Linked DNA regions of Homo sapiens: region 1 is linked to region 2. Evidence: chromatin loops called from intact Hi-C (ENCODE). Cell type or tissue: HCT116. All regions are shown on one strand. Links, peaks and the distances in the headings refer to the core of each region. The heading gives the core; the rest is flanking DNA. Region 1 has its middle 120 kb from the start of TMEM130. Region 2 overlaps BAIAP2L1 (BAR/IMD domain containing adaptor protein 2 like 1).

The links. Hi-C counts contacts between places; a loop is a spot of excess contacts. Peaks named below come from ENCODE experiments on the same cell type or tissue, not always from the same donor. Only the 100,000 strongest peaks of a DNase experiment are listed, where the experiment ranks them.
Region 1: a loop joins it to region 2, with 12 times the contacts of the local background. A loop is called at or near these places in 16 of 110 quality-filtered maps.

What each region holds. Positions count from the first base shown.
Region 1 is chr7:98,740,246-98,752,020 of GRCh38, forward strand. No RefSeq gene overlaps it. Among named protein-coding and RNA genes, the nearest start is that of TMEM130, 120 kb to the right of the region's middle. In HCT116, for the core only: a CTCF peak has its summit at 5,660 (motif pointing left); a DNase peak (open chromatin) is centred at 5,646.
Region 2 is chr7:98,288,272-98,299,796 of GRCh38, forward strand. It overlaps BAIAP2L1 (BAR/IMD domain containing adaptor protein 2 like 1), which reads right to left. Exons shown (of 14, transcript NM_018842.5): 13 at 5,803-5,840; 14 at 3,379-5,325. The coding sequence ends at 5,250. BRI3 (brain protein I3) reads left to right here. Exons shown (of 3, transcript NM_015379.5): 3 at 2,840-3,274. The coding sequence ends at 2,972. Among named protein-coding and RNA genes, the nearest start is that of BRI3, 12 kb to the left of the region's middle. RefSeq lists enhancers at 6,805-7,034, 8,368-8,869 and a silencer at 7,643-7,757. In HCT116, for the core only: CTCF peaks have their summits at 3,620 and 6,750 (motif pointing right); a DNase peak (open chromatin) is centred at 6,740; H3K27ac peaks cover 1,116 bases.

The DNA.
Region 1 (11,775 bases), core at 2,165-10,164, 450 kb after region 2:
AAAAATACAAAAAGTAGCCGGGCGTGGTGGTGCATGCCTGTAATCTTAGCTACTCAGAAGGCTGAGGCAGGAGAATTGCTTGAACCCAGGAGACAGAGGTTGCAGTGAGCTGAGATCACACCACTGCACTCCAGCCTGGGCAACAAGAGCAAAATCTGTCTCAAAAAACAAACAAACAAACAAAAACGGGCCGGGCATGGTGGCTCAAGCCTGTAATCCCAGCATTTTGGGAGACTGAAGTGGGTAGATTACCTGAGGTCAGGAGTTCAAGACCAGCCTGACAAATATGGTGAAACCCCATCTCTACTAAATACAAAAAATTAGCAGGGTGTGGTGGCACGCGCCTGTAATCCCAGCTACTCCGGAGGCTGAGGCAGGAGAATCACTTAAGCCTGGGAGGCAGAGGTTGCAGTGAGCCGAGATTTCTCCACTGCAGTCCAGCCTGGGCAACAAGAGAGAAACTCCATCTCAAAAAAAAAAAAAAAGAAAAAAAGAAAAGAAAATGTTTGCCAAATGAACAAATAATGAATGACAGCTGTGTCCCGTGCTGTCTGTGAGCACTTTCAGAAACAGGATCACAATAAATAAATAAATAAATAAATAAATAAATAAAAATAAACACTGATGCATGGGCCCCACCCTAAAGAGTCTGTGATTGAAGTGCACAGCCTGGATTGGGAACAGCTGTCCTGGGGAGAGATGCATACATCTGGGAAGAACATTGCAGCTTCCTGACCCGCAGGAAACACCCACCACCTTGGTGTTAGAGGCAGATAGGGATGAAAAGGAGGATGTGTGCTGGTCTTGTCTTCAGTTCCAGAATCTGAGCACCACCCCAGCCATGGGCGGAACGTTTTGAGATGACAGGTGTCACCTCCAGGTTCCCATCAAGTATCTAGGGTGGGCCTGGGAGGTGGAGGTTTTGTTCAGATAAATACACCACCTGCAGAGCATCCATCCGGGCTCTCGAGATTCAGGAGCTGGGCCGAGTTTAGGCGGAAAGAGGCGGCTCTCTCCAGCTCTTCCTTCAGCTGTGACCTCTTTAACCATGAAGGACCATGAGTGCTAATCCCTGCTATTTAGGATCAAAAGGGCCTAATCAGCTGCAGGCAGTCACAACTCTCTGTTCATAGGAGAAGGGTCTCCAGGAAGCGGTTGAGGAATGAATTTTCCCTCTCGGAGCTAGTGCTGGCATTACTGGGACTTGCGGCTGCCCCGCCAAGGGGCCGTCTGTCATTTCAGATCTGCCAGAGTCACCCCACATGAAACGTGTTTGGATATTCTGAGTCCTGCTATGCAGCAAGCACTAAGCTGAGCCCACGAGACAACGTTGAGGGACCTTGGTCCAAGGTGGGTGTCCAGCTGGGAGTGAACCACGCCAATGCTACAGGAGGGATGGACACCAAGGAAGAGAAAAAGAGGGGTAAGTGGTGATAACTAAAAGTCTGACACTTTTTTTTTTGAGACGAAGTCTCGCTCTATCGCCCAGGCTGGAGTACAGTAGCACAATCTCAACTCATTGCAACCTCCGCCTCCCGGGTTCAAGTGATTCGCAAGCCTCAGCCTCTGGAGTAGCTGGGATTACAGGCGTGCGCCACCACACCTGGCTAATTTTTGTATTTTTAGTAGAGACGGGGTTTCACCATGTTGGCCAGGTTGGTCTCAAACTCCTGACCTCAAGTGACCCACCCACCTTGGCCTCCCAAAGTGCTGGGATTTACAGGCAGGAGCCTCCATGCCCTGCCGCTCAGCTCCTCTTAAAATCTATGTGTTCTGTGAAGTTTAATTCGCACCTTCCTGGGATGTCTGTGATATCTTCCCCAGGTGACCCGCAAATAATTTTACCTGGAAAAGAGGAGCCCGTGGCCTCACAGTGAGTCCCATGGGGGAATCATGTGACAGGCACTGGTGATTTTCAACACCCAGCAGCCCAGGTACCCACATGGATGGGACGGAAGCCTGGGAGTTGGCTCCTGAAAGAGGAAAGGTTTCACAGCTGGACACAGATGTCACACTGATGGGGCAGTGAATACAGCAAAGGAAACAGCCCTCAACCCACTGAGACAGAAAAGAGCAGGATTTTATGTTCAGGTTGGGGTGGCCGAGGCAGGCATGAACCTGCTTGCAGGGGCCTTGAGGCCAGGCTGAAGACATGGGATTTTATCCCAAGAGCAGTAGGGAGTCTTTGAAGGGCTTGAGTAGAGGAGTGACAAGAACAGGTTGGCATTTCAGAAGCGTGGCTGGCAGGCAGTCATCCTGCTACCACTGGGCAGTGGCTAAAGTGCAGTTTCTCAGATCCAAAGGTCAGGCTCAGATTCTGCTTTGGCAGCTCCCTGGAGGTGCACCTTGAACAAGTTCCTTCCTTCCTCCAATTCCCTAAAATGCAGATGAGTATGCCTCCTGCCACGTGTAGTGGGGTGAGCATTAAGCCTGATAATGCGTGAAATATTGTGGCACCGTGCCTACCACGTGATGAACTCCCAATAACTCCCCCTTCAGCTCCTGGTACAGTCCCTAACATACCCTGATGCTTAGAATATATGAATGAACGAATGAATGAATGAAGTTCTAGGTATATTTTATAAACATAGGACCTAGGAAGGTCAGGTCAAAACTATGGCCCAGGTGCCAAGAGACAAAGACACAGTGGCATATTAGTGTACATTAACCATTAATGACCAAAATAATGACCCCAAGCCCTCCAAGAGACTGTCTTGGCTTCATTAAAGCTCTCTCATCAGAGACACAATAAATTGATGGCCCAAGCTGATGTTCTTTTTGGGTTTTACCATATTTTATCATATTTCAATTATTTTTTTTAGACAAGGTCTCACTCTGTTAGTGCCGTGACATGCTCACAGATCACTGTGGCCTCAACCTCCTGGTCTCAAGCGATCCTCTCACCTCATCCTCCAGAGTAGCTGGGACTACAGGTGTGTACCACCACACCTGGCTAATTTTCTTTTTTTACTTTTTGTAGAGACGGGATCTCACTATGTTGCCCAGGCTAGTTTTGAACTCCTGGGCTCAAGCAATCCTCCCACCTCAGCTTCCCAAAGTGCTGAGATTACAAGCATGAGCCTATCGTGCCCAGCCTCAATGATTTTTTAATTCTTATATTAGTCATTAAGAGAAGCTTTGTGCATTAACAAATAACTCCAACATCTCAGTGACTTAATACAACAATGATTTCTTTCTCGCTCATCGTGTATATCCAGCATGTGCAGACAGGGCCAGGAGGAAAGGCTGGATATGCTTTCCTCCACACAGTCACTCAGGGATCCAGGCTTATGGAAGCCTTCTCAATCATCAAGACAAGGGAAGAAGAGAGACTGGAGAATTGAGACATCTGTTCAGTGCCTTGGCACAAAAGGGACATATGCCACTTCTTTTGTCTGTTTTTTGCTGTTTTTAATGACACTTCTTATACTATATATCATTGGCCAGATCTAGTTGCACAGACTGGCCTACTGTCAAGGATGTGGCATCCTTGTGCTAGGAAGGAGAGGAGAATGGGATACTGGTGAACACTAGTGATGTCCACTCCAGTTCTTAATCACCATTTTGGTTTATTTTTCCAGCTAGAACAACAACAACAAAAAAAAAAAGCTAGAATTTTTTTTTTTCTTGAGATAGTCTTGTTCTGTCGCCCAGGATGGACTGCAGCAGCGTGATCTCGGCTCACCGCAAGCTCCACCTCCCAGGTTCACACCATTCTCCTGCCTCAGCCTCCCAAGTAGCTGGGACTACAGGCGCCCACCACCATGCCTGGCTAATTTTTTGTATTTTTAGTAGAGACGGGGTTTCACCGTATTAGCCAGGATGGTCTTCATCTCCTGACCTCGTGATCCACCTGCCTTGGCCTCCCAGCGTGTTGGGATTACAGGCGTGAGCCACCGCGCCCTGCCCAAAAGCTAGAATATTTAATCTGCACTTCATTCAAAATATCTGCTGCAGCTATGGGTCAAAGTTGTGGTGATCAAGCCTGAACCTTTCTGCTTCCTCCTGTTCAGCAGGAGAGTGAGTTTTGCCTGAATGACCACCCTATTTCTGTAGCTTACAGCCGTGCAGGCAGAGAGCATTACAGATCTCTTGTGGACTTTGCTCTACGCTTCATGCTTGGATTTTATGTCCACATTCATATTGATGATAAAGTTGTTATTTCTTTATTTAACCAATTCTATGTCTATGCATACATGTTTGAATAGGGATTGGGAGGCTAAGTTCATCTGACAACAGCATCTTTGCTTGATATTACAGTGAAGCTTATAACATCAGTTGTGCTGATTTAACAAAATGTATAATGTATTCAGCAGTTGATGACTTCAGCCTAATTGAACACAAATTTATTATGCTATCCAGGGTTGTAATTAAAACACGGTAAAATTAGCCCATCAAATACCGTATACACATGCTCTCTCGCAAAGCCATCAATGGCCTTTGTTTCGCCTATGGTCAATTACATTTTCAAAGTGGAATCCTCCCAAGAATTAGGCAGATGAATCAGGATGAAAGGAAACCCAACCGAGGGTTTAAGGCTGCTCTGCCCTGACAAGGAAACACTCTGAAGATTGTCTTCAAACAATGAGAAAGCTAATTTTCCTACGTGGTGATTTTGGGGTATCATTAGTCTTCTATATCACTTATTTTTTTTCTCTTGGGAAGGAGTCTTGCTCTGTTGCCCAGGCTGGAGTGCAGTGGCCCAATCTTGGCTCACTGCAACCGCTGCCTCCCGGGTTCAAGTGATTGTCCTACCTCAGCCTCCTGAGTAGCTGGGAATACAGGTGCCCGCCACCGCGCCCAACTAATTTTTGTATTTTTAGTAGAGACGGGGTTTCACCATGTTGGCCAGGATGGTCTTGAACTCCTGATCTCGTGATCTGCCTGCCTCAGCCTCCCAAGGTACTGGGATGACAGGTGTGAGCCACCATGCCCTGCCTAATTTTGTATTTTTAGTGGAAGCAGGGTTTTGCCATGTTGGCCAGGCTGGTCTCGAACTCCTGATGTCAGGTGATCCGCCATCCTCGGCCTCCCAAAGTGCCGGGATGACAGGTGTGAGCCACCACGCCTGGCCTTCCATGTTATTTTAATGATCGCAGAACTGTGGAAAACTGGAGGTGGCTCAGATGTAATAAAAGGGAATTGTCCGTGTGTCCTTGTCAGGAGTCCAAGCCATGCAGGAAAGAGAAACAGGACCTCCCTCCCTCCCCGAAACCAGTTCCTTAATAATGACCCTGAAAAGGCGGATCAGCTGCAGGGAGAGTCATCCTGTGGGCTTCATGAATTCTAATCGCTGTTGGCGATACAGTGACACATTCTACCATTTAGACCATTCAGGTCTAAAACTACATTTTGGGTCTAGAAACACTCCTTTCATAAATATTTTAAAACGAAGAATTAAAGAAGTTCAGGAGAACAATGGCGGAGGTGGAGAAGCTCTGTTCTCACCGGCGGGGTTTCACAGTGCATTTTTGTCAGCCTTCTGCCATGGAAGAGTGGAGAGGCTCCTAGCTCCAGCTCAGAAAAAGGAGAGGAAAGGAATATGAGCTAATAATGAGGTGTCTGGCTTGTTCCCTCTTGTTTGGGAAAAGAACACTCACTTATTCCAAGAGGAGGCTTTCTCACCTGAGCCAGGCTCACTCTCTCACCACGGCGCCCCCTGGTGGTGTGGGCTTGTATCCAGCGGTAGCCAAACTGCAAGACCTCAGCTATGTAAGTTCAGGGGTTTCTCAAAACCACCCTCAGGTTTTTGGTTTGTTTTTTGTTTTTTGTTGTTTTGTTTTGTTTTGTGTTGTGTTGTGTTGTGTTGTTTTGTTTTGTTTTTTTGAGACAAGGTCTCACTGTGTTGCCCAGGCCAGAGTGCAGTGGTACAATCACAGCTCACTGCAGCCTCAACCTCCCAGACTCAAGCAATCCTCCTGCCTTAGCCTCTCGAGTAGCTAGGACTACAGGCGTGTGCTACCATGCCTGCCTAATTTTATTTTATTTTTTTAGAGATGAGGCCTCACTATGTTGCCCAGGCTAGTCTCTATCTCCTGGACTCAAGTGATCCTCCCACCTTGGCCTCCCAAAGTGCTGGAATTACAAATGGAAGGCACCGCGCCCAGCTAATTTTTCTGATTTTTTTGTAGAGTTGGGGTCGCTCTTTGTTGCTGAGGCTAGTCCATAACTCCTGGACTCAAGTGATCCTCCCACCTTGGCCTCCCAAAGTGCTGGAATTACAAGGGGGAGCCACCATCCCCAGCTAATGTTTTTATTTTTATTTTTTTGTAGAGTTCAGGTCTCACTTTGTTGCCCAGGCTGGTCTCAAACTCCTGGGCTCCAACGATCCTCCCACCTCAGCCTCCCAAAGTGTTGGAAGTATAGGCATGAGCCACCACACCCAGCCTCATTTATAACTCTGTAAAGACCCCGTTTCTAAACAAAGTCACATTCTGAGGTCCTGGGGTTTAGAATTTCAACATATGGATCTAGGTATGAGAGACAGTTGATCCCAGGACATAGCAGTGTGCAGGCCTGGATCATAGCCTCCCCTGCCAGGGGCTGGGGCCTTTCTACCATGGAAGTGTCTCCCCTACAAGGCCCCTGTCTCCCTTAAAGCAGTTCTAGTTTGAGCCTAGAGAGGTAGCCTCCCCACTGGACCCTGGGGCAGGGGCTTTGACCCAGGACATTGCTGCAGATGGTGCCTCTCACACTTTCTCTGCAGCCTGTCCCCTCTTAGACTCTCCCCAGCCAAAAGTCTCCTGTAATCAGGGGTCCCATCCGCTGCCAGCTGGGATGGGGGCTGTGTCTGTGATCATCTGACCTGCTGGGATGAGGGGGCAGTTACATGGGGACACATCAGCAGAGCAGGAGGACCACCAGGGTGGCCAGCCTGTGGATCTTACAATCCAACCAGAAGTCAATGCCTTGCTCTGAGCAATACGGTTCTTCTCTTTAGGCAGAGCCTTTTCTGAAGGTGACTTAGAAGGTTCCACACCCTGTAGGCACATCCCCTGGGTCTATTCCAACCTTGTTCCTTCTCATTGTGCAAAGTGGAGAGTGTGCAGGTGATTCTCATGTCTGCGGACAACAGCTTGGAAGAGCCAGGAATTGCACATCTGTTCACCATCCAAACCCGAAGAGCATTGAATTGTGTTCCTCCCACGCCCCGCATCCATTTGTCTCTTGACAAATTGTGGGCTCCTATCTAAATTAAAGAAAGGTGCACCAGACTACTCATTCTCAATCAAAGGCAAATGTGCACACCTTGTGCCTTTGAAGCTAGGCTTCCTGGCTGCATCTGCAGGGCTCCTTCAAGGTTGTGGGTCCTGAGGAGTTACTGTGAAAAAGGGAGCAAGCCACACAGCCTGTCCCCAAGTCTTGCAGGGTTAACCTGTTAACCTGAGGTTAACAGGTTAACCCTGAGGTATAGAGATGAGGCTGAAGGACAATCTCAGAGAAAGAAAAAACAAACTAGCAACTGCCTATACTAGGTCAAAGGCAGATGTGGGCCCAAGGGGACCTGCGCAGCAGCTGTTCTGCATTTGGGTTAGAGTGGGTGGGTAGAGGGTGAACAATGAGAGAACAATGCCACTCAGGGAACTTATAGTTATTACCATCATCGCTGCAATTTATTGTAGGTTTGTACCAGGTTGAGCACTCTCTCATCTCCTTCACTTTGCACAACCTCCCTGCAAGGTACGTATTATTACTGCCTTGCGGATGAGGAAACAGAGAAGTTAAGTGACTTGCCTAAGGCCAAGGTCAAATCTCAAGGTCAGTGTTGCAATTCACACTCAGTTCTGCCCAATCCCCAGCCTATGTTCCATCTAGCTGCTGTGTTCACGGTGTCCCATCTGGATGGAGTGAGACCCTGCTGCAAAAATACAGAGAGAGGGAGGAAAGGAAGGAGAGAGGGGAAAGAGGGAAAGAAGGAAGGAGAGGGAGGGAGGGAGAGAGGAAGGGAAGGAGAGAAGGAAGAGAAAGAGAGGGAAGTAGAGGCAGGGAGGGAGGGAGAGAAAGAGGGAAGAAGAGAAGAAAGGAAGGAGAGAAAGGAGAAAGAGGGAGAGGCAGGGAGGGAGAGAGGAAGGAATGGGGGAAGAGAAAGGGAAGGAGAGAAGGAAGGAAGAGAGAGAGGGAGAGAAGGAAGGAAGGGGAGAGAGAGAAAGGGAGGGAGAGAGGGAAGTGTAGAAGGAAGGAAGGAGAGAGAAAAAGAAAAAGAGAGGGCTGGGCACGTTGCCTCACACCTGTAATCCCAGCACTTTGGGAGGCTGGGGCAGGTGGATCACAAGGTGAGGAGTTCAAGACCAGCCTGGCCAAGATGGTGAAACCCCATCTCTACTAAAAATACAAAAATTAGGCAGGCATGGTGGTGGGCGCCTGTAACCCCAGCTACTCAGGAAGCTGAGGCAAATAATTGCTTGAACCTGGGAGGCAGAGGTTGCAGTGAGCCAAGATCGTGCCACTGCACTGCAGCCTGGGCAACAGAGCAGGACTCTGTCAGAAAAGAAAAGAAAAGAAAGAAAATGTTCAGACAGTCCCCACTTCACAGTGGCTCAACTTATAATTTTTCAACTTTGCAGTGGTGTGAAAGGGAAACCTATTCGGTAGAATCCATACTTTGAATTTCGATCTCGTCTGGGTCTAGTGCTATGCAGTCCAATACTCTCTCAACGCTGAGCAGCTGCAGCTCCCAGGAAGCCATGTGATCACCAGGGTAGACAACCAATACCCTACAGTGTTCTGTGTCGCCAGGTAATTTTGCCAACTGGAGGCTAAGGTAAGTGTTCTGGGCACTTTTAAGGTAGGCAAGGCTAAGTGGCGATGTCTGGTAGATTAACATGTATTAAATGCATCTTCTGTTTATGGCTTTTTCAATTTATGATGGGCTTACTGGAGCATGACCCCACCTAAGTCAAAGAGCATCTGTGTATCACAAACTCTAGGGGAACCACTAAGAAAACAAAATTAAGTATAAATGAGATGCTGTGAGAGTAAACAAAAGGAAATAATAAAATGCTTAATTAAAACCATACGGCTGGGCGCAGTGGCTCACTCCTGTAATCCCAGCACTTTAGGAGGCCAAGGTGGGAGGATCACCTGAGGTCAGGAGTTCGAGACCAGCCTGGCCAACATGATGAAACCCCGTCTCTACCACAAAAAAAATAAATAAATAAAAATACAAAAATCAGCCAGGTGTGGTGGCACATGCCTGTAATCCCAGCTACTCAGGAGGCTGAGGCAGGAGAATCACTTGAACCCAGGAGGCGGAGGTTGCAGTGAGCCGAGATCGTGCCATTGCACTCCAGCCTGGGCAACAAGAACAAAACTCCATCTCAAAAAAAAAATTTTGTTTTTAAACTACAAAAATTAGTTGGGTATGATGGCGTGTGCCTGTAGTCCCAGCTACTCGGGAGACTGAGGCAGGAGAATCACTTGAACCTGGGAGGTAGATGTTGCAGTGAGCCGAGATTACACCACTGCCCTCCAGCCTGGTTGACAGAGTAATACCCCATCAAAAAAATAAAAATAAAAATAAAAAGATAAAAACCACAGGAGGCAGAATAATAAGAAACAAAGTGCAGGCTGGGTGCGGTGGCACACATCTGTAATCCCAGCACTTTGGGACGCAGAGGCAGGAGGATCACGTGAGCCCAGAGGAGTGTGAGACCAGCCTGGGTAACAAAGTGAAACCCCATCTTTACTCAAAATACAAAAAGTAGCCTGGAATGGTGAAGGGCAACTGTAATCCCAGCTACTCAAGAGACTGAGGCACGAGAATCGCTTGAACCTGGGAGGCAGAGGTTGCAGTGAGCCGAGATCTCACCACTGCACTCCAGCCTGGGCCAAACAGCAAAACTCCGCCTCAAAAAAAAAAAAAAAAAAAAAAGAGAGAGAGAGAAAAGAAACAAACTGCAAAAATTAGAAACAGCTACAAACATGGCAGATATTAATCCAACTATAGAAATCATCATTTTAAAGGCAAATAATATAAATGTATCGTTTAAAAAACAGAAATTGTCAGAGTGGATAAAAAGGTAAAACAAGACTTAACAATATGCGATCTACAACATACCCACTTTAAATACAGAAACTCCACTCGGTTAAAAGTAAAGGAACGTACCTAGATCTGACACCTAAAGCACAAAACAACCAAAGAAGAAAACAGACAAATTGAACCTCATCAAAATTTAAAACTTCTGTGTTTCAAAGGATACCATCAAGAAACTGAAAAGACGACCTAAAAAATGGGCAAAATGTTTGCAAATCATATATCTAGATAAAAGTCTAGAATTCAGAAAACAAGAACTCTTACAACTCAACCATAAAGAAGAAAGCTAACCCAATTTTTTGAATGGCAAGAGATTTGGATGAATATTTCTCCAAAGAAGGTATACACATAGCCAAGAAGCCCATGGAAAGATACTCACCATGCTTAGTCATTAGACTATTAGAGATACTTACCAACGAGACAACGCTTCATACCCACTAGGATAGGTAATGAAAAAGATGAACATTAACAGGGGTTGATGGCCAGGTGTGGTGGCTCACGCCTGTAATCCCAACACTTTGGGAGGCTAAGGTGGGAGGATCACCTGATCTCAGGAGTTTGAGACCAGCCTGGGCAACATAGAGAGATCCTATCTCTACAAAAAATTAAAATAAATTAGATGGGCATGGTGGTGTGCACCTACAGTCCCAGCTACTCAGGAGGTTGAGGTGGGAGAATCACTTGAACCCAGGAGTTTGAGGCTGTAGTGAGCTATGGTCATGCCACCACCGTCCCACCTGGGCGACAGAGCAAGACCCTGTCTCTAATACAAACAAGCAACAAAAAGCAAGTGTTGGCAAGCATATGGAACATTTCTTTTATATATATATATTTTTCGAGATGGAGTCTCACTCTATTGCTCAAGCTGGAGTTCAATGGCATGATCTTGGCTCACTGCAACCTCCGCCTCCCGGGTTGAAGTGATTCTCCTGCCTCAGCCTCCCAAGTAGCTGGGATTACAGGCATGCGCCACCATGCCTGGCTAATTTTTTTTTTTTTTTTTTTTTTTTTTTTTTAAGTAGAGACAGGGTTTCACCATGCTGGTCAGGCTGGTCTCGAACTCTTGACCTCAGGTGATCCACCCGCCTCGGCCTCCCAAAGTGCTGGGATTACAGGCATGAGCCACCTGGCCAGGATATGGAACCTTTCTAACTCCCATTCGCTGCTAGTGGGAACAGAATATAGCACAGCCACTTTGGAATATAGTTTGGCAATTTCTTATTGTAGTTTCGTCTCGCTCTTTTGCCCAGGCCGGAGTGCAGTGGCGCAATCTCGGCTCACTGCAAGCTCCGCCTCCCGGGTTCACGCCATTCTCCTGCCTCAGCCTCCCGAGTAGCTGGGACTACAGGCACCCGCCACCACGCCCGGCTAATTTTTTGTATTTTTAGTAGAGACGGGGGGCAATTTCTTAAGAGCTAAGGGACATAAGACTTCTACTCAGAACACTGTGAAATATTATTGAGAGAAACCAAAGACCAAATAAGTGGAGATCCAATGTGTCTGGAGGGAAGTGGTGATGAGCGGGGCTGGGGCTGCTGATGAGAGCTGCATACCAGGGCCCCCAGGGAGGATCCGGACAGAGTTTCCTCCTGGTTCAGCCGCTCAGGATCCCTGCAGCCCAGGCAACAGCCCAGGGCAGGCTCCAACGAACGGCAGGGAAGAGACAGCCAGGCCCCAGACAAGGTGATTCCCAGATGCATCTGAGACTCGAGCTGTGTTTTCCCATCCAGCCAGTTGCCAAT
Region 2 (11,525 bases), core at 3,526-11,525:
CTGGTGCTTGGCCTTCCCGAGGCTCCCCCACCTCGACTGTGTGGTCTTGGGAGCTGTGGCACCTGGGGGAGAAGGTCCTGGAGCCAGGCAGGGCGTGCTGCAGTCGGCAGGGCTGGGCGGAGGTGTCCTGCCCAGTCTGGACTGGCAGGGGCAGCCCTGGGCAAGGCTGAACAAGTGTGGTGGCCTGACGACCTTCTGGGGCTTAAATAGGGGACACATTTGTAAAAGCCCACACAGGAAGTAGAAACTTTCCTGGCAGACTCTGGTCTTCTGCTTGGCTTTGCCTTGGAGCTTCATGGTGTGCCCTGCAGCCCAGCTCAGCCCCTCCACACAGACAGGTGGCGTTGTGTGAGTTTGGGAAACACTGGGTATAAGAGTGCTGCAGGACTTCTCAGAGCCTTTTGAGAACGAATGGACATAGGGACTGTAGGAGAAAAGTTTCCCAAAATCGGCTGAACAATCCCCCTTTTCCAAATGCATACCACTGTGTCTGGCTAATTTTAAATTTTTGTAGGGAGGGGTCTTTGTTGCCCAGGCTGGTTTTGAACTGCTGGCTTTAAGCGATCCGCCTCAGCTTCCCAAAGTGCTGCAGTTGCAGGCGTGAGCCACGGTGTCCTACTCCACTGGAGATTGCTGAAGGGACCTCCCTGAGTAGGCTAGAGGGAGGCAGGTGGGCATGAAGTTTTTTTCTTTTTTCTTTTTTTTTGAGACGGAGTTTTGCTCTTGTTGCCCAGGCTAGAGTGCAGTGGCACGATCTCAGCTCACTGCAACCTCTGCCTCCCAGGTTCAAGCAATTCTGTTTCAGCTTCCCGAGTAGCTGGGATTACAGGTACCCACCACTACGCCCAGCTAATTTCTGTATTTTTAGTAGAAACGCGGTTTCACCATGTTGACCAGGCTGGTCTCGAACTCCTGACCTCAGGTCATCCACCCACCTCGGCCTCCCAAAGTGCTGGGATGACAAGCATGAGCCACTGCACTTTGCAACTTTTTCTTTCAGCAGTGGAAAGCCCGACTTCAGAATATTCTGGTTTATTTTTCCATAATCCCCGGAGAAGCAGGGAACAGGTTCTGTGGGTGGGGTTTGGGCTCCCCAGCCTGCTTTGCCCAGCAGGGGTGGGGGCAGTGGCCCTCATGAGTCCAGACCCCCAGGAAGCAGCTGGAAACATCCAGGGGGCTGGGATGGGAGTAGGGTCCCCCAGATGGCCAAGTTTTCTCCCCTTAGCAAGGCACAGGTAGTCATGCTTCCCTGTCGCAGGCAGGCGGCTGCACTGCCTTGCTGTAGGCTCCCCTTCCCCCCTAAGCACCAGGTCCCATCATCTATCAGACAGCCCCACCCTGTTGTGTTTTTCTGTCCACTCACTCCAGCACTGGCTGGATGGGGGGTTTGGGCCCCCAGGAGGCCCAGAAGGAGCCCGTTGGGGTCTGCCTGTCTGGTGGGAGCAAAGCTTTTCTCATTTGGGCTGAGCTGGCTAGTGTGGTTAATTTCAGCTGTGTCCAGAACTTTCCAGAAATAGCCTAAGGAGCTGAGCTGAGCACTAGGCTTCTGGCTTCCTACTTTTAGGGCCTCTGAAACTGACAGTTGGGTTCGATGATGATTTCAGGTCACTGAACCTAGGCTCACTGGCGCAGGATTTGAGGGATGGCCTGCAGGTGTCTTTAGTCTGTTACAAACATTGAACTTTGTTGAAGAGGCGGCTTTGAGATCACATTTCTCAAAATAAGTGGCCTTCAGACATTGTGTGAACATGGCCGACTGTAGTCTCCCATTAACCCACCCCCGCTACCAAAGGAACGGAAATCGAATAAAAGCCCAAACCTGACTGGATCACTAAGCTGCTAGTTGCTCCTTTTCTAAGAGCAGATGTATGTGGCTTGTGGCACCAAAATGATCATGCCTCTCAAGGTTGTTTTTTTTTTTTTTTTTTTTTTTTTGAGACGGAGTCTCGCTCTGTCGCCCAGGCCGGACTGTGGACTGCAGTGGCACAATCTCGGCTCACTGCAAGCTCCGCTTCCTGGGTTCACGCCATTCTCCTGCCTCAGCCTCCTGAGTAGCTGGGACTACAGGCGCCCGCCACCGCGCCCGGCTAATTTTTTGTATTTTTAGTAGAGACGGGGTTTCACCTTGTTAGCCAGGATGGTCTCGATCTCCTGACCTCATGATCCACCCGCCTCGGCCTCCCAAAGTGCTGGGATTACAGGCGTGAGCCACCGCGCCCGGCCATCTCTCAAGGTTTTACTTTTTGAGATGGAGTCTCGCTCTGTCGCCCAGCCTGGAGTGTAGTGGCTTAATCTCGGCTCACTGCAACCTCTGCCTCCTGGATTCAAGCGATTCTCCTGCCTCAGCCTCCCAAGTAGCCGGGACTACAGGCATGTGCCACCACGCCTGGCAGATTTTTGTATTGTTAGTAGAGACAGGGTTTCACCGTGTTGGCCAGGCTGGTCTTGAACTCCTGAACTCAGGTGATCCACCCGCCTCCGCCTCCCACAGTGCTGGGATTACAGGCGTGAGCCACCACACACCCTGCCTTGCCTTTCAAGGTTAACTGATGAGTCCTTTCAACTGTTTTATTCTTCCCGTTTTCTTTGAATGTTACATGTAGTGATTAAATAACTATGGCCATTCCATGAACGGGTACGTGCAGCTGGTTCTTGGGGCTCTCCAGGCCAGTGGGCTGTAGCTGGGTGGTGGGGTGGGGGGCTGTTTTCTGTCACTCGCCAGAGGTCCCCATGTGACTCATGGCCACTGGTTGGTTATTGAATGCAAGGGTGGCAGGGGTGAGGGTTCTGGCTGCCCGGGTCCTTACGGTGCCACCCTCTCTGCCCGTCTCTGCTGCAGGGTTGGGGTGCTGGAGGACTGCTTCACCTTCCTGGGCATCTTCCTGGCCATCATCCTCTTCCCCTTTGGGTTCATTTGCTGTTTTGCCTTGAGGAAGCGACGATGCCCCAACTGTGGAGCCACCTTCGCTTAAAGGGAACACCAGGCCCGGCTTTCCTACACCCAGCTCTCTTTTTCTAATGTAAATGTTGTGTACAATAATTTTATTTGATTAAGCTTCAGGACTGTTTTGTAAAGCGAGGTGGGACCGATGTGGCACACGCCAGCTGCGGTTTCCCGGAGCGTGGAGAGGCAGTGCTGCTGCTCCCGCCCGAGGCTCATGACAACTCAATAAAGCACTGCTTTTATTTTTTGCAGTCTTCAATTTGAGAAAGGTGAGAAATAATGTTTTCAATAAATGAGATTCATACCATTGTTGACCTGGTGCTGCTTACTCGGTGCTTTCAGAGACCCAGGAAAGACTGGAACGACACCCCCATCGCTCCCCCGGCCAGTCCTGACCACAGTTGTATTCAGCAGGCGCTTACAGCTCAAGAAAATGTTTTCAAGTTCTGCTTTATTATTAAAGTTGTAATCCCTTGATATTTACAGAGCAGGCACCTCGGTGCCAAGGACCAGGCCATGCCCGTTCTGGTCTGGGAGGCAGAACCTGGGGTTGGGTGAGCCACGGGGTCTGCAGGTTGCATCCGAGACCCCCAGGTCCTATTCTTCCACCCCGTAACAAAACCAGAAACCTCCCCAAGGCAGAACGCCAAAGGCCAGGTGTCACCCACACCCCAGCAGTTCCCCTTAGCGCCAGATGGGGCTCCCTGAGCCCTGTGGCTGAAGTGGGGAACACGGCCATGGGGCTTGTGTGGACTGAATTCTCATGTGGCTGCAGCCCTTTCTGTAGTACAGACTGGGGTTGTTAACATAGTTCATGGTGCCTGCAGCCCCTTCATGGTGGGGGTGCCTGGTTTGTCCTCCCAGGAGAAGCAGATGGTAACACTGCTGGACCTGGCTGGAAGGAGCCTGAAGCATCGGCCACGTCCACTGGCTTACCTGCATGTAACCTTTCCCAATCTCAGCCTCATAGGATACTACACTTATGGCAAGGCTAAAGGAGAGGGGATAAGTCACAGCCCCAGCACCCAGCAACACACACGGTGAGCGGCCGGGCTGGAGTGCAGCAGCATGATCTGGCTCACTGCAACCTCTGCCTCCCGGGTTCAAGTGATTCTCCTGCCTCAGCCTCCTGAGTGGCGCCCACCACCACACCTGTCTAATTTTTGTATTTTTAGTAGAGACTCCTGACCTCAGGTGATCCCCCTGCCTCGGCCTCACAAAATGCTGGGATTCCCGTACCTGGGCCGGGCTGGGAATTTTAACCATGACTCTCCACTCCAAAATAGGTCCAGATCCTTGGCAGCCAAAGATGATTTCCAGCCCCGGGCTCAGGGCAGCCAGTGCGTAGTCCTCACATCCATACCATAGGGCCAGGTTCCGAGGGCATCATGGCTGCTAGGCTGAAAAACCCGCCCTTCTCCAGGCACCAGAGGTCATCCTGGCTTTACACGTATCCTTTGAGAGTCTGTACCTGATTCAAACACGGAGAAACCAGGACCCCGAGCAGTTTGAGTGTACTGGTAATGGATGCAGCTTTGGCCAACTAGCTGAGTGAGAACACAAGGAGCCGTGACTCCGACGCCCAGGCCTGTGTCCTGGATGGGCCGTGTGCAGCGAATCCGTTGGCGACTCCTAACTACCAAGAAAAGGAGCTCTCGGAGGAGATTTCGTCGAGTGCTACGTGTGGCTGTGATAAGGGCAGGCAAAGCGTCTTAGCACTCTACAGCTCTGGCGTGGTTGGAGGGAGGGTGGGGGTTTCTCCATCTCTGGAAGCTCTACACTTAAACATTTTAAGTTAAATTACATTTATATAGTATTTTCATAATTTATATTGCTTAAAATTATGATTTGCATGCTAAGATGCAAACTTACGTGATATCTTCTTTAGACATAATGCTATTAAGAGCACATGCTTTATAAAATAAAACTGGTCTCATTCATATCAGGTGCAGAAAGCCAGTCCTGAAAGCATAGACTATCCCTTATTCTGGCTGTTATTAAGGAAAAAATTCATTTAAAAAATACAGTAAAGATTGAAACCAAGTTTACTGTTTCTTGAACAGAATAGGAAGAAAATATTTTAAATGGCTGAGCTGGTCATTAGACTATTACTCATTTATCTTAAAGGCAGAAACTTGTCAACCCAACTACGTGAAACAGAGAAGCATGATTTGCTTAAGCAGGCGACATTAGAGTTAGGCCTCTCCACTGAAGCTTCCCGACCGTCAGCACGTGGCAGACAGGATGCGCCCATCATTCCGCAAGGGAGAACCGGAGAGGCCCGGGAGAGTCCTTGGCTGTCCTCTCATCGAATGATGGGTGCCGAGCGATCATTCGTCACAGTCGGGCGGAGTTTCACAGTGGCAAAGGGGTTTTCTCCGCTGCAGGGGATAAGAAAAATCTTTCAGAACTTCTGCTCTACGAGGGAAACTGGATTTTAACAGTGCTAATAACCCGTTCTTGCCCTGTGAGACTGGGCGGCTGACCACCTCCCCAGCTTGTACAGGTCCCAGCAGCGTTTTCTGAGTGTGAAAGTTTTGTTCAGTGATGATTCCTACACCATACCACCTGCTGCAGAACGATCCCAGGTTTTAAGCGTTCTGGACGTGGGCACCCACACCTCTTTAGTCCTGCATTGTGTGTGACATGGGGGTCACTCTGGGGTGGGGAAGCCCTGCTCCCAGCGTGGTCTAAAGTAGTTGGTAAAGCGAGCAGGGGGCTGCACTCCCCCATGGCTCCACAGGCCGAGGCCTTTCTCAGGCTGGACCCCCTGGGCTGGGCACCGAAGGCCCTTCCGGGGGACACTACAGGGAAGAGCAATGTCACACACTGAGGCTCACGTAGGAAGCCACGCCTACCTGAGAAAAGGCGGCTTTGCAGTCCCGTTGGCATCGTTCTGTGAGAAAGATAAAGAAGTTTATGGAGGGCTTAGAATTGGTCTTTTAAAAATTATTTTAGGTAGAGATGGGGATTTGCTATGTTGCCCAGGCTGGTTTCGAACTCCTGAGCTCACGTGATCCTTCCACCTTGGCCTCCTAATGTGCTGGGACTACAGGTGTGAGCCGCTGCGACTGGCCTGTATTGGAGATTTTTAATAAGACCCGAAGGTAAAGACATCTAAAACATAAGGGATGTTTAAAAGTGCCCTGTCCCAATCTGTTAGACTGTCTAAATTCACTTGGAAGAATAAGGCAAGAACAGAAAACGCTCTGAAAGGCGGTAGCGGCCCTCCCAGGTGTCAGAGCGTGAACAGAGCATGGCACTGCCTGCGCGGGTCACCCGTGATGTCGGGAGCTCACATGTGAACGAGCCGCCTGCTAAACTCGGAAACAGTTTCACAAAATGAAGCTTGAGCAACAGAGCGACATCACAGAAGAAAACATTTGTGCCAAACAGAACCTCTCAGACTCGGGGCAAACAGAGATCCCACAGGTCCTCAGCCACGGTCTTTTGAACGCAGAATCTAGTGACTGGGATGTGCTTTTTGGGAGCTGACTCCTGAAGCATGACAAAGAAACAGGAAATAAAAATAAAACCCCACTGGCTTTGGGGCTGCTAGAGCCAGGGATCTTGTAGGAAGCTCAAACTGAGGAAAAGAGAAGGTGGAACCAAAGTGCAAAGGTGCCTACAGGGCTCGGGTGGGGAGCAACTCCTTCCAGCACCTGCCACCCAGGGCGAGCCAGGGCCAGGTGTGTGCGCGCCTTCTTTCCCTCACTCCAAAAAGCCTGGAGGGTTTAACACTCTTTCCTGCCTGCACACAGGGAGTGGAGTCAGGCAGCCGCCCAGGAGAGGGCAGTGTAACACTGTGTAACCAGCCTGTGGCCCGGCCACACCGTCCTGACAGCCCCAGGAAGCGTCCCAGCACCCCCAGGGGGTCTCAGGGAGCACGCAGACCTCTCAAGATTGACTTAGGGGAGGCCCTCTCATGCCCGATGCCAGCGCTAGAGCGCAGGCCGTTCCTGGACATGGAGGCCCAGGCCAGGCCTCCTCTGGGATGGCCTCCACTGCATGTTGGGTGTACAGGCTGTGGAGACGGAAGGCAGTTTGGGAGCCCCAGGGCTGTGCCTGAGACCTGTCCCACCCTCCCCAGATCCCCTGGGCAGGGCATCTGGGGCCAATTCATTGTCTGCTTTTCATCACTGGAGCACAAAGCCACTGACCTGCCTTGCACATCCTACAGGGCTTTAAATGGCCGCAAAAGTGACTTCCTGCGGGGCACTCAACGCTTCCCTAGCAGGCCTCAGAGGAAGTCCTTGCTGGTGTGAGGTGCATGCTCTGCGATTATGATGGGCTAATTTATGATTTAAATGCACCAGGGTGCCTGTCGCATGTGCTCACGGTGCTGGCATTCGTGGACTCTGTTGCAGAAGGGCCATGGCTGGGCCTGAGGCACGATTCATGCCAATCCTGACTCCACTCTGCCCTCCCCTCCTCTCCCACTGGAGTCATCTGACTCCTTGGGGCCAACACCATCTCCCTCACATGTGCAGCTTATGCTAGGGGAAGGCGCTTCCCAAACTAGAAACCAGAAACACCCTCCACCCACCCCAAGCACACCCCGGAGCTTGTTCAGAGCCTCCTGGGCCCCCACGGGACTTTAAAAAGGTCCCAGTAAATCCTCACAAAGAACGCAGCAAGAAGCACCGACTCCTGCCAGGAGGACTGAGGAGGAAAAAGAACGCTTAAGATGACAGCTGGAAGCCACTCAGTGTTGGGCCAACCCCGTGCACGCATGCCTGGGGCCCAACAATCCTGCTCCCTGTAGGAACAAGCAGGGCACACACCCATGGGCACCGAGACACTCGGGCAGCCCTGGAGAAACAGCCCAGACCAGAAACACCAGACGCCCGTCAATGGGAGAGTCAGAACCAGCTTCTGTGCAGACAGCAGGTCACCACACAGCACTGAGCGACTGTCCCTACGGGGCCACCCCAGACAGCCATCTCTGTGCCAGGGCTTGGGGAGTCTGGTGTTGGAGAAGGGATGGTCACGGAGGTGGGCCATGCTGGGTGATCGTGGGGGCCGGGAACGTCCTGCTGGGTATACGGAGTCACATCATGAAAATTCATTGTGTGCTTTTCTGTCTGTGGTATTCTGTAATACAATGTTTACTTTAAAATATGTATTGGGCCAGGGACAGTGGCTCATGCCTGTAATCCCAGCACTTTGGGAGGCTGAGGTGGGCGCATCACCTGAGGTCGGGAGTTCGAGACCAGCCTGACCAACATGGAGAAACCCCGTCTCTACTAAAAATACAAAATTAGCTGGGTGTGGTGGCGCACGCCGGTAATCCCAGCTACTCAGGAGGCTGAGGCAGGAGAATCGCTTGAACAGGGAGGCAGAGGTTGTGGTGAGCTGAGATTGCACCACTGCACTCCAGCCTGGGCAACAGAGTGAGACTCCATCTGTAAAAAACAAAAAAACAAAAAACCAACAAAACAAAAACAGAAACAACAAAAACATATTGGACGTGTTCAGGCAGATTTCCCGTTTAACATCTGCATGTTTCTCAGGGACCTGAAACCCCAGCACTCCTTCTGGATACAAGGCTGGCAGGAGCCTCTCTGCCTCCCTCTCCACTGCAAAGGAGACCCACGAGGGCAGGGGCTTGGCACATACGGTGCCTCTTATCTGGTGGCCCCCAAGGGTCTCACAGCATCCTCCCTGCGTCCCTGTCTCAACCGCATACCTCACACTCAGCCCACTGTGGTGGTCACTGAACATAGACCTGCCCTCCTCTCTGTTCCCTTTCCTTGCAGTGGGGGACACCTCCAAGCCACAGGCAGCACTGCCACCGGCACCCAGGGCCCCGCGGGCACTGCCTGCTGCATGTCCTGTGTCCCCAACAAGACAGGAGACCACTAAGGCCACGAAACCAGCAGCCACTACGAGAGTGGTTGGGCTGCAACTGGAGACTATAGAGCGAGGCCACCAAGCGGCTGACTGCGGCCAGGGTGGACACATCTTGTGATCCCCCATCTCCCGCAAGAATCCAAGAATCCAAAATGTGTGTGTGGACACTGGCTGACCACCCATCACTCGATGCCTGGTCCACACCCCCTTCCCGACTGTACGGAGCTTCCAGGGTGCCCACCACATAGCCATGCGCCCAGGTTGGGGGACTAGTTGACCTGGCTTTCAGAGGGGTCCCGGGCAGCTCGGAGCACCGAGCACCACTTTTTCCCTTGGGCTGCAGCAGAGAATGCTGGTGGCCCTCACTGCAGAGGGCAGGACAGAGTGAACAGGGCCAGTGCAGGTGGCCTTGCTCCTGAGCAGAATGGAACAGCCCTAAGGAACATTTCCAAGCCAGCTGGAGGCCAGTTACTCGCAACAAAAGTGGCCCTCACTGACACCTGTCTTCAGTGTGAAAACCCATTCCAGTCCTCGTCTGTGGCCCGGACTTGTCTTCCAGTTCACTTCTGATCTAGTTCAACCCCTTTATTCTCAAAAGGGGGACGCTGAGGCCCAAACAGGGAAAAGCCAACTGCTCCGAGCCACTGGGATCTTTTTGGAAGCCGAGGCACCCATGTTGTGACGCAAACGAAGATGCGTGCAGGCCTGCACCGGGGGCACTGGCGGCTCTCAGGAGGGGCTCACGCCACGTGAGGGCGCGCTGTGAAATGCAGGCTTGCTTTTACAAAGGAGAGCTGTGTGCTTATTTAAAATGTTGGGAGGGAGCCAATACTTCCTCACTTGGAACTGCAGTAGAAAATACGTAAATTAAAAAAATTCAGGCCGGGCACAGTGGCTCACGCCTGTAATCCCAGCACCTTGGGAGGCCAAGGCAGGAGGACTGCCTGAGGTCAGGAGTTCAAGACCAGCCTGGGCAACATAACAGGATCTTATCATTGTTAATAAAAACTTAAAGAGATATCACGTGACCTGTGGCAAACCCCTAGCTTGAGTCCTGGCAAGTCTCCCCTGCCCCCTTGGGAGAAGCCCCTGCTCTCAGATCGTCTAATAAGACGCGCCGTCACAGGACAGCTGTGGGGCTTCCCAGGTGAGTGGGATGCTCTATGGACACCTAAGGTTAAGCATTCCAGTGTCACACGACCTGTAACTCACAGGAGCTGGATATAAAACCATGTATAAAAATGCTTTTAAAAAACATTAGGGGCTGGGTGCGGTGGCTCACGCCTGTAATCCCAGCACTTTGGGAGGCCGAGGCAGACGGATCACAAGGTCAGGAGATCGAGATCATCCTGGCTAACACGGTGAAACCCCATCTCTAATAAAAATACAAAAAACTTAGCCAGGCGTAGTGGCGGGCGCCTGTAGTCCCAGCTACTCGGGAGGCTGAGGCAGGAGAATGGCGTGAACCCAGGAGGTGGAGTTTGCAGTGAGCCGAGATGGTGCCACTGCACTCCAGCCTGGGTGACAGAGCAAGACTCTGTCTCAAAACAAAACAAAAAAAACATGAGGATGCTTTCCCAGCTCTCATGGATCCCAGTGTTTGGCCTGGGATATAACACAGCTTTCCCCAACATCATCAGCTGGTTTAGGCATTTTGGTTAGGGAAAGCTAAGTTATTAATCGAGGTGGACATAAAAAGGCTGAGACACATAATTCCAGGACTGTGTCCCCAGCCCTCAAGGGTGCCAGAGGCCCCCGGGGCTTTCAGGTGGCAAAGGCTGCCATTGTTTTTGAGACAGGTCTTGCTCTGTCACCCAGGCTGCAGTGCAGTGGCACAATGACAGCTCACTGCAGCCTCGACCTCCTGGGCTCAATCGATCCTCTCACCTCAGGCTCCTGAGTAGACTACAGGTATATGCCACCATGCCTGACTTTTTAATTTTCTGTTTTTTGGTGTTTTTTTTGAGATGGAGTTTTCCTCTTGTTGCCCAGGCTGGAGTGCAGTGGCGTGATCTTGGCTCACTGCAACCTCTGCCTCCCGGGTTCAACTGATTCTCCTGCCTCAGCCTCCCGAGTAGCTGGGATTACAGGCGCCTGCCACCATGCCCAGCTAATTTTTTTTGTATTTTTAGTAGAGACAGGGTTTCACCATGTTGGCCAGGCTGGTCTCAAACTCTTGACATCAGGTGATCCACCTGCCTCGGCCTCCCAAGGTGCTGGGATTACAGGTGTGAGCCACCACGCCTGACTGGTTTTTTAGTTAATTTTCTATATAGACGAGGTCCCACTATATTGCCCAGGCTGATCTGGAACTCCTAGGCTCAAATGATCCTCCCGCCTCGGCCTCCCAAAGTGCTGGGATTACAGGTGTGAGCCACCGTGCCCGGCAGGCTGCCATCTTTTGAGCCTCAGCCATGGTACCTGCTTCTTGACCACCACGTTATGGATCAAGCTTATTTTTATATATAGAGAGAGATGGGTCCTTTCTCTGTCGCTCAGGCTGGACTTGAGTTCCTGGGCTCAAGTGATTCTACCACCTTGGCCTTCCAAGTAGCAGGGATCACAGGTGTGAGCCACCGTGCCCAGCTAGAGCAAGTTTTTAAATGGAACACTGTACTATTTTGTATGATCTATTCCTAACTGTCCAATGTGGCAACCACTAGCTGTATATGGCTACTTAAAATAAAATTTGCCGGGCGCAGTGACTCACGCCTATATTCCCAGCACT